Regions from separate parts of the Mus musculus genome. Here region 1 is linked to region 2. The links are chromatin loops, found by intact Hi-C in ENCODE. Cell type or tissue: heart. All regions are shown on one strand. Region 1 overlaps Pde11a (phosphodiesterase 11A). Region 2 overlaps Pde11a (phosphodiesterase 11A).

What was found. Peaks named below come from ENCODE experiments on the same cell type or tissue, not always from the same donor. Only the 100,000 strongest peaks of a DNase experiment are listed, where the experiment ranks them.
Region 1: it touches region 2 in a loop (2.1-fold over the local background); 2 of 42 quality-filtered maps call a loop at or near these places.

Annotation. Positions count from the first base shown.
Region 1 is chr2:76,283,121-76,288,120 of GRCm38, reverse strand. All of the region lies in intron 2 of Pde11a (phosphodiesterase 11A), which reads left to right. Among named protein-coding and RNA genes, the nearest start is that of Pde11a, 53 kb to the left of the region's middle. In heart, a CTCF peak has its summit at 2,780 (motif pointing left); a DNase peak (open chromatin) is centred at 4,260.
Region 2 is chr2:76,182,745-76,187,744 of GRCm38, reverse strand. All of the region lies in intron 5 of Pde11a (phosphodiesterase 11A), which reads left to right. Among named protein-coding and RNA genes, the nearest start is that of Gm52518, 150 kb to the right of the region's middle. In heart, no CTCF peak of the experiment used is centred here; a DNase peak (open chromatin) is centred at 2,444.

The DNA of each region.
Region 1 (5,000 bases), 100 kb before region 2:
TGCCTGGAAGACAGTCTTCTCCTGACTGCCTTCAGATCAAGAATCAAGGTTCAATCCATTATCGTCATGGCAGGAAGCATGGGAGCATCCAGGCAGGCATGGTGCTGAAGAAGGGAGCTAAGAGTTCTACATCCTGGTCAGAAGGTAGTCAGGAGAAGACTGGCTTCCAGGCAGCAAGGAAGAGGGTCCCCACAGTGAAATGCTTCCTCCCACAAGGCCACACCTACCCCAACTAGGCCACACCTACTCTAACTAGGACACACCTACTCCAGCTAGGCCACACCCATTCTAACTAGGCCACACCTACTTCAACTTGGCCACATCCACTCCAACTCCAACTAGGTCGTGCCTCCAAATAGCTTGTCCAATATATAGCTTGTCCAAATAGCTTGTCCTTGGGACAAGCGTACTCAAACCATCACACCTTTACATTTAAGATTTTCCCTAACAGTTTAATTTTTTCTCTTGTATTCTTCACTTATTCTCAGACAGATTATTTCTTAGAGTCAATCCTATTTTTTTTTTGCTCCCCAAATTATGTTTTTTTCTCTTCTGTGAGTGTTTCATGTGCTCACAGTATCATTTTATCTTCCAGGATATTTTAAAAAAACACTATTGGGACTAAAACACTGGTTGGGACTTTATCAGACAGGGCTGATAGATTATGTTCATCCAGGTGACACAGTTACACAATATTTTATGTTCACAATTTCTAGCCTGGTTTTTTTTTTCTTGCAGAGATTCTATGCACCCAATAGTCATAGTTAAGAAAAAAAATTAAAAAATAATTTCTAGAAACGTTTAATGGAAAGGGATACTATCTAGCTGCCTCTACCAAATGAGGAAGGACAATGTGACTTCACATCTGTCCAAGTGATATTTACAGGGATATTTACAATGCTATTTACATTGAAATTATTTCATCTATGTCTTGGTTAACACTAATGTCTCAGGGTCAAAGGGAGATTCCATGAAGGGACACAGGGAAACTAGCTGGAAGAGGGCTTAACTCATAGGCCTCCCTCCTCATGAAGAACTCTCTGACACATGGACAGTATGTGGGGCTCAGGCAGGTCTCAGGGGAAAAATTCCTTTGCGTAAGTCAGTAGTTCTTAACCTGTGGGTTGTGACTCACCTCAGGACCACATATCAGATATCTGGTACATCAGATGTTTATGTTACAATTTATAACAATAACAAAAATACAGTTATGAAGTAGCAACAAAATAATTTTGTAGCTAGAGGTCACCACAACATGAACTGTGTTAAAGGGCAGCAGCACTGGAAGGAGTGAGAACCACGGGTGTGACTTGTTTCTAAATTTCTATTCGTTGGAACTTCCAGGTTGCTAAATTTGTAGACATGACAGAGAGAAAGACAAGGCAAGCATAGGGAACAGAAGCCCGGCCCTTCCCCTCTAAGCTGGCTGCTCGTTAGCTGCATATTCTGTAATGAGCCTGTAAGACAAAATGACAGATTCCATATATGAATAGGGAAAGCCCAGACCATTCATGACGATGTAAGTTGGAACCACTTCTATCAGTAGCCAGCCTGATAGTGGAGGATCAAAAAGACCCTGACTGTAATCTCAGCAGCAAAGAGCTAAGGGCAGACAAGCTCTGCTTGATGACTAGCACATTGGTCCTCATCCAGGCTTTTGTCTACTCAGAGCCAATAATAAAATGCTCCCTGAGCTATTACCGAAGGCCAATGTGTTTTGCATTATCTATTCTTCATATGCTACCCTCATGCCAAAACCTCAAGCCAGAATCCTGTTATCATCATAGAATATGCTGATTCTGCCCTCTGAGGCTGTCCAGTGCATGTGGTGGCTGACCTCTTTGTAGCATGACCTCAGTAGATTTCCTGGTTGTTTTTATTAAACAGGTTTTTATTAATGCATGTCTATATGCCAGGCACTCTTTTGGCACTGGGGTTTAATTTCAAGTTCATGACTTACTATTAATGAATATACTGTTTTTACTTAATTCTTTAAGATTATCCTTATGCTAGTTTGTACTCTACTTATTTTATTTTCAGGTAGGTCTCGCCATGTTGTCTTAGCTTGCTATACTGGTCACGTTGGTCTCGAACTTGTGGTGAGCCTCCTGCATCTGCCCTCCTGAATACTGAGCTTACAGGTGTGCCACCACAGAAATATATATATATATATATATATATATATATATATATATATATATATACACACACACACACACACACATATATATATAATATTTTATTTTATATTTTCCATTTGGGTCATTATAATGTTTTCTTATTTTCATTTTTCTGTATAACATTGTTTCACTGTCTTGAATTTGGACTCTTTCCAGCTATTACCTAATTCAGTCTGGGTCATGGTACATTCACTGCATATGTATATCATGTTGCATAATATAATTTGTATTTCTTGATGTTTCAAGTTCTGGCTTTTGAAGACTGTAAGTTATGTGTGTGTGTATACCTGTTAAATAGAGTCTTAAACACATTTCCTTTTGCTTTCTTACTATTTCCCTGGGGTGTTCTCCACAGACAGAAATCTATTGAGTCAAAAGGCAAGCCAAGTCTATGTCAGCAGAAGCTTTTGAAAAACGTCTGAACTCATGTAGAATGATGTGAGTGCTGGACAAGACAGAGAGATGACTCGGTATTAGGAGTGAGTACTGCTCTTGCAGAGAATCTGAGTTCAATTCCTAGCATCCACAGAGTGGCTCACAACAACCTGTGACTCCAGCTCTAGGGAATCTGATGCCCTCTTCTGGCCTCCATGGGCACTGCACCCATGGCCAGAAACCCACATACAGACACACATGTTTAAAAATCTTAAAAAGCAAGCAAACAAACACCCTTTAAAGTCCAGATGCACATGTAATTTCTGACTTGTCTACAGGTAAGGAAACAAGGGAACTAAAGGTTCTGGAGGCAGAATGGCTCCAAGACAGACTCACGTATTTGTTCCTTAGCCCAATGAGCTTGAACAAGTTGACTGAACCTTCTGAGCCTCACAAACAGAGTTGCAGTGAGGAGGGAAACAGAAAGCAAACATTTAGGGTACCTCTCATTGCTGGACAAGCCACAGCTTCCTGGCCATCATTCACACATGTAAATTTACTGTGTAATTAGCATAATATTACTTTTGTCCCCTTAACTTAAAATTCCATTTTTTAATATTGCAGGTTATATATGGCACGATTTTAAAACACGCTGAGCTATGAAAACTAGCAAATACTTTTAAAAAAATTTAAAGGTATTAACTCATTTTGACTTAAAGTCGTGGTGAATAGGAATGTATGTTGTTTCTTGAAAGCTCTGAGCCTGGGGACAAAGAGTCAGTGGCTACGTGGTGTTGTGCAATAATTATTGGGAGAACTTGGGCAGGTCATTGGTTCCTCCTCTAGCACTTACCTTCATCTGGTGCAGTGATCGGCACCAGGAAGATGGTTAGCCAGTCCTGTTCTATAGCTCTCATTTCAGTGACTTTAATACCATCATGTGCTTTAAAAGTCTTAGATAATTAGCAAGAATTTAATTTGCAGAAGCAAAGTGAGAGGTTTGCATGAATTCCAGCCTTGCATATGCATGTATTAATCATTTCAGCCACACACTGGCAAATGACTAGTTTGGTAATTCATGCTGGAGGTGCACATAAAGGAAGGCCATGTAGAAGGGGTGGTTGGAATTTTCTGGTTCACTTCATGGGTTCCAATCAAAGGTTCCTGTGTTCCAGGGCTATGTATAAGCTATCTGAATTAGGTTCTATGATTAGAGTCCTTCCATGCAATTAACTTATCCCTTTGTTATTCAAAGGGAGTAGAGGGAGACATTACTTTTGCAGGGTAAAATTACGAGTTAGAGAGAAGCAAACCTTAGTGATCTATTAAGACTTTTGGGCTCCTTAGCATGACAACTGGGAAGTGACAGCGAGCATAGGTTCTTATCCATCCTTCTAGGCCATGGATCCTTTGGTGGCAAAGGTGTTGCCTTTTGTCATATTGCATAAAGCAGAACATGTCTATTGTCCAGAGGCAAATGTGAACAGTCTTGGCCTGACATCCTATTGTGGTTTGTGTTATGGAGTTTCTTAGCCTGTGGTCACCTCCTCTCAGTTCATAATTCAGAGCGTTCAGTTATCCTGATACATTCATCTTACTGACATCTTTTGGAACTGGGATGCTGCTAACAGAACTCAGCTGCTGAGGACTGGCCATCTTCCAGAACTTGTTACTGGCAGTGCTGCCTTGCCAACTGGCATTGAGGAGGGTGCCCGGATGGTGTTAATGAGTCTCCACAGAGGCTCAAGTTTGCAACGAAACATAAGCATGAGACTCACAGACAGATAATAGGGAGGATTTCATAAGCCCTTGGCCTCACACTTCAAAATTCTGTCTGCTTATGAGGACGATATTTAGCAGCTATGAGATATGGAAGGGACAAGATATCAGGTCCGCCGTGTTGAGGAGGAGGAGGAGGATGTTGAATTCATTACAATGACAGGTTGGTAGTCTCAGAAAGCTGAATACAATTCATGCAGGCTACTCACATGGGGTTTGGCTAGCATATGATTGATTTCTTTTTAATTTGAATATCTTTAGACATGGCTGCAAGCTGCAGTCCTACCATCCTAGTTAACTCCAAAACAACTAATCAACTTAATAAAGCAATTTATTGAGAGCAAAGATAGATGGATTTCTTCATCTTCTAAATAGGTTCTGGAGAAGGTGCTTTGTAAAAGACCCTTCCCAGTACACAGTTCTTCAGCAGTAGTCCTCAACCTTCCTAATGCTGCGACTCCTTAATACAGTTCCCCATGCTGTGGTGACCCCCCCAACCCTAAAATTATTTTCAATGCTACTTCATAACTGTAATTTTGCTACTGTTATGACTTGTAATGCAAATTATTCGTGTTTTCCAATGGTCTTAGGCAACCCATGTGCAAAGGTCATCCGACCCCCAAAGGGGTCATGGCCCACAGGTTGAGAATTGCTGATCCATAGGGA
Region 2 (5,000 bases):
ACTATAGGGAAAAAAATCTATATTTTTTTAACAGAAAGGAGGAATTTTTATATTTCTATTTGTTAAAACCAGAAAGATCAGAGAAAATAATAAAACCAGAAATCTTGGAGCATCTAGTAGGTCCTGACTCTTTGTTATGGCTTTGGTTCTAGCTTACTTATTGAGTGCTTATTGAGCACATACAAAGTCATGGGCTCAATCCCTCAAACCGTTAAAATGGAAAACAAAAGACCTTTTGGTTGGTGAGCCTTTGAAAAGACAGGCAAAACAGTAGATAGTTTCAGAAGTTAGAAAGCTAAAGCTTTCTCTTACTACTGATGAGTGAATTTAGTAGTCAGAAAAATAGCCTGCCTCAGGTCATTTGTTGCCAAATCCCAGAGCCAGTCAATGCTACCTTCCATGGTAATGCATCTTTTATACATGGAATCAAGAATCTTGAATTACATTCTCCCCTAAGGATTTATATACAGTTCGTGTTGATGAAGAGGGAGAATCATTTTCTTCAGCGGTACAGCCACTGACAAGGTGCCCATGTTCTTACAAACAAACATTTACCCATGCTGTAAGCAACCCTAATGAAACTCATTAGGACAGACAGACAGACAAACAGATGCATGCATGCACGTGCACAGAGAGGAAGAGAAGGAGGAAAAGGAAGCAGAAATAAAAGGAGAAAAGAAAAGAAAGTTCAGGGGGCCTAGTTGGGAGGAAGAAGAGAATGAGCAAGAGGCATAATAGAAGGTAATGGGTAAATATGATTGATGTACACTGTTCATATGTATGAAGATGACATACATACCAGTGCTGTGTTTAATTAACATGGTGATAAAATATTATTTAACATAGGCAGATTATCCTCAGTCATTGGAATAGGTGCTAGGTAATCACAGGGGTCTTTGTAAATGAAGGCTCTCTGGTGAGAGAGGCATACATTAGAGTCAAGTAGTTTGGGAGGCAGCCTGTCATTGCCGGCTTTAAAGACAAAGGAGGGAACCATGACCAGGCAATGTGGAAAACTCTAGAAACTGGGAAAGGTGAGAGAATGGAACCTCTCCTAGACAATCACAGGGGATTAACCTGCTGCTGTTTGAAGCCACCGAATTTATCGTAATTTGGAAGAGCAACATTAGGACACTGGTATAGGGATTTAATTTGAAAATTAGTTCCAGAAAAGATTTAGCAGCAAATGAAGAGGCAAGCAAAGCCATCAAGGATCCAGGGGCTGAGGAACTGGAGCTGAAACTCACAGGAAACCGAGAACCTCCCACGTTAAGGATTTGTGAGAATTTGAGCACGGTTGCATTGCACTCCCTTTCAGTCTGTGCCTCTTTGATCTGTGAATGGCACAGGCATGCTGCAGTCAGCTGCTAGCAGAGTTCTCCCCTCTGCAGTTACCTGGGAGGCTCTGACCTCACCAAACCATAACTTCAGGTCACAATAAGTCACTTCTGAAAAAACAGGGATAGGAAAAAAAATGAAATCGTTTAAGATTCAAGAAATACACACATTTGCACACGCATACACAATTCACACACACACACACAATGTCATGTTGCCAAACCTGGTCTTGAATTCCTAATCTTCCAATTCCTACCTTAATTCTGGTATTACAGAGGTGCATCACCATGCCTGACTTCCAAAAACATTTAAGATGAAAAAGGAGTTATTTTAAGTGTTAGTTCAGGGAAATAGTGTTGCTTAAAGGCGATTTCCCAATTGCAAATTCATGTCTACCTCAACCCTCAAAAGGAAACTTCATTTGGACATGAAGATAGAATTAGTTAGGCATCTTGAAATTAAATGAGGCTAAATTTAGACTCATTGGCCAGTCCATCTAGTGACTCATGTCCTTCTGAGAGAAGTAGAGGCAAAGGGCCAAGTGCCATGTGAAGGCAAGAAGAAATTAGAATATGGTATCTTCAAGCCAGGAACACCTCCCACCCCCACAGCATGAGAGGAGACATTACTACTCTTTTAAAGGTAGCAGTGATTTGTTCCAGCTATCCTAGGAGGTTAATACACTAGTTATTGAATGCAGACAATAAAATTGATAATGCCTATTCGATATTTTTCTAGCAAAGGAGTCCCAGGAACCTATGATTCTGTGAACCCCGTATTAGCATGATAATGCTTTTTTATTTAATTGCAGAAGGAGAATTAACTGTCCTTGAACGTCTAATGGCTGTCAGACTTATCTGGTCTTAGTGCCAAAATGCCCATGGAATTACTCTTCTCATTTTATAAATGAAGAAATTGAGATTTGGAGAGGTAAAGTGTGTTGCACACACACAGTTTTAAGCTAGAAAAATCTTAAGCCAAATTCTGAGAGTAATATTTCACTCAAGGACCTCCCTCCCTGTGAGCTTAGGCCTGGAAGGCATTCCCATCAACACCCACTCTGTTAGGACCAAGACTGCACTGTCTAAAAATACTTACATGCCCAGGGGGTGCTTACAGAAGGACACAAGACTGGCATGTGGATCACGAGTCCAAAGCCTGCCTGGGCTACCTAGTAAGACTCTGTCAATACAAAGCAAAAAGTTAAACAACAAGAAAGTTCTCAAATTGACCAGGGAACCATTAAGAAATTTGTACTGTGACCAGAGTACTTAGCCATATTACAGTAGAATCTGGCTAAGCCACATTAAATCCTGAAAGAAAAGGAAAGAAAATATGTCTTGAAAATGCCTTCAGCAATTTGATCATTATAGCATTTTTGCATCAATTCATCAATTTAAAAAATGCATGACAATTCATTTATTACTGAAGTTTTGTGCTTTGGCCCTGTACTCCTGACTCAGCTCTGTATCGAAAGACTATGAAGAGGGGCCTCAGACCTCACAAGAGACTTTATGGGGGGAAGTTAGTTTACATGGATGCTTTAAACTGCAGAAACCCAAGTGCACATAAGAGATGACACACTTAAGGAAACACAAAGACAATAAAATTCAAGTTGTCTGAATTGTTAAAGTTTTCTCTTCCAGCCTGGTATTACGTTCTGAATGCTCTCATCATTAGTCTGATGTTTTCTGACTTTCATTTAGGAAAGTCGGGACACCTGAGACAGCCTGAGACAGTTATATTTTTTTAAACAATAAAGAGCTGAAGCTGGTAGATAGTCGATTTCCAAAGGAATACGCATTCACTAGCTGGCCAGACACTGTCCTTTGTAAGCCCAGGGATGGGGATGTTTGAATGGCACTGAAAGTCAGGATGGTGACTGCTGTGTAGGTGACAACTATGGCACAGCTATCGACTCACAGATATTTGTACTGCCACTTTGTGTTTTGTACATTGTTGGTGCTACCTGGCGGGGTTTAAATGCTGGTTAATACTTTCAACAACATTGCACACTAAGGGGCTGGAGAGATGACTCTGTGGTTAAAAGCAATTGCTGTCCTTGCAGAAGACCCACAGTTGGTTGCCAGCACCCATGTGCTGGCTTACAGTCATCTGTAACTTCACATCCAAGGGACCTGGTACCCTCTTCTGGCTCCATGAGCACCAGGCATACAGGCACATACATATGTACATACAAATATTCACACATAAAATAACATATAAATCAATATTTTAAAAATTGATTGGCTCAATGATGATGTTGAAATAAAAAGTTACTGTTTTATTCAAACACACGTGCACCAGGGGGACTGGGAGATGGTACAGTGAGTAGAATACTCTTCCTATAAGGCTAAGGAGCAGAGTTCTGATCCCCAGGACCCACATAAATGCCCAGTCAGTGGTATAGGCCCAACTGCATTCCTTGAACTTGGGAAGCAGAGATGGGATCTCCAGAAATTTGGCTAACTAGGCTAGCCAGACAAATGAGAGCACTCTGGACTGAAATGAGAGACCTTGCCTCAATATATAAGATGGAGAGCAACTGAGGAAGGGAACAGTTCTGATCTTCACATGTGTAGATACACACATGCGCTTGCATGCCTCACATGTCCATACGTGTGAATACTCACACACATGCACCCACCACACACACACACACACACAAACATCCCCTCCTCCCCCAGGCAACAAAGCCTACATAAGTAAGGAGTACAATCGGATCGGAGTGGCGAAAATATTTCTGTTGAAAAATCTCGCCATAATACAGAGCAGCAGCTAAAGAAGAATTTCAAAATCAAATGAAGTGGTGTTGTTTTATCACACAAATGCAAACAAAATGGCCTTCTGCCACGTGCCAAGTCATGCATCCAAAGGCAGAAGACAATGCCCAAGTTCTCACCATAAACAAACAGAATTTTAAAGCGGTGTGAGCCTGGTGTAATCAAATCTGTGGATTTCACGGGGATGCTATTAAAATGTACAACAACACTTTGTGAAGATTTCTAACTAATTGGAAGCTGTTTCCTTTCCAGTGACAAGCAATTGAATTGAGGAAAGGACAGGAAGCTTTGAATTTCATTAGTGAGGAGATGCCGAGACAGTCTCGCTGTCTCTCGACATGCTTGGCAGTGACGGGGACAGTAAAACAGCACCAAGAACTCAGGTCACAAATGTAGCATTTCATCATGATGGTGTGAATAACATCACAGTCCAAACTTGCCACTGTATATAATTTTAAACAACAAAGTCACCCCAAGTGGCCCAGGCAGAAATTTGACCTCTGGTACCCTGCCCCGTGTCATCAGTTATTGATGGTATATTGCAAGAGTGAAGAGGCTTCGCAGATTTAATTGAGGTTACTCATCCAGTAATGTTAAGGTGAAGATGTGCTGGCTTCTCTAGATGAGCCATGAAGAATAAGGCTTTCAGCCAGGTTAGGACAGAGGAGGCCAGAGAGACAGCCAAAGGAAAAGTCAAAGATTTGAAACATGAGTTGTCACATGTGGCTGGCTTATAAATACAGGAGGCCCAACCTTGCTTAAACATCAAGGAAAGCAGAACCCATCTTATTACTGCAAAACCTAACGACCTATGTGAGCTGTATTCTCCTTGGAAGCCTTCAGGGTATGCAAGGAAACACAGTAAAGGAACAGGGAGCA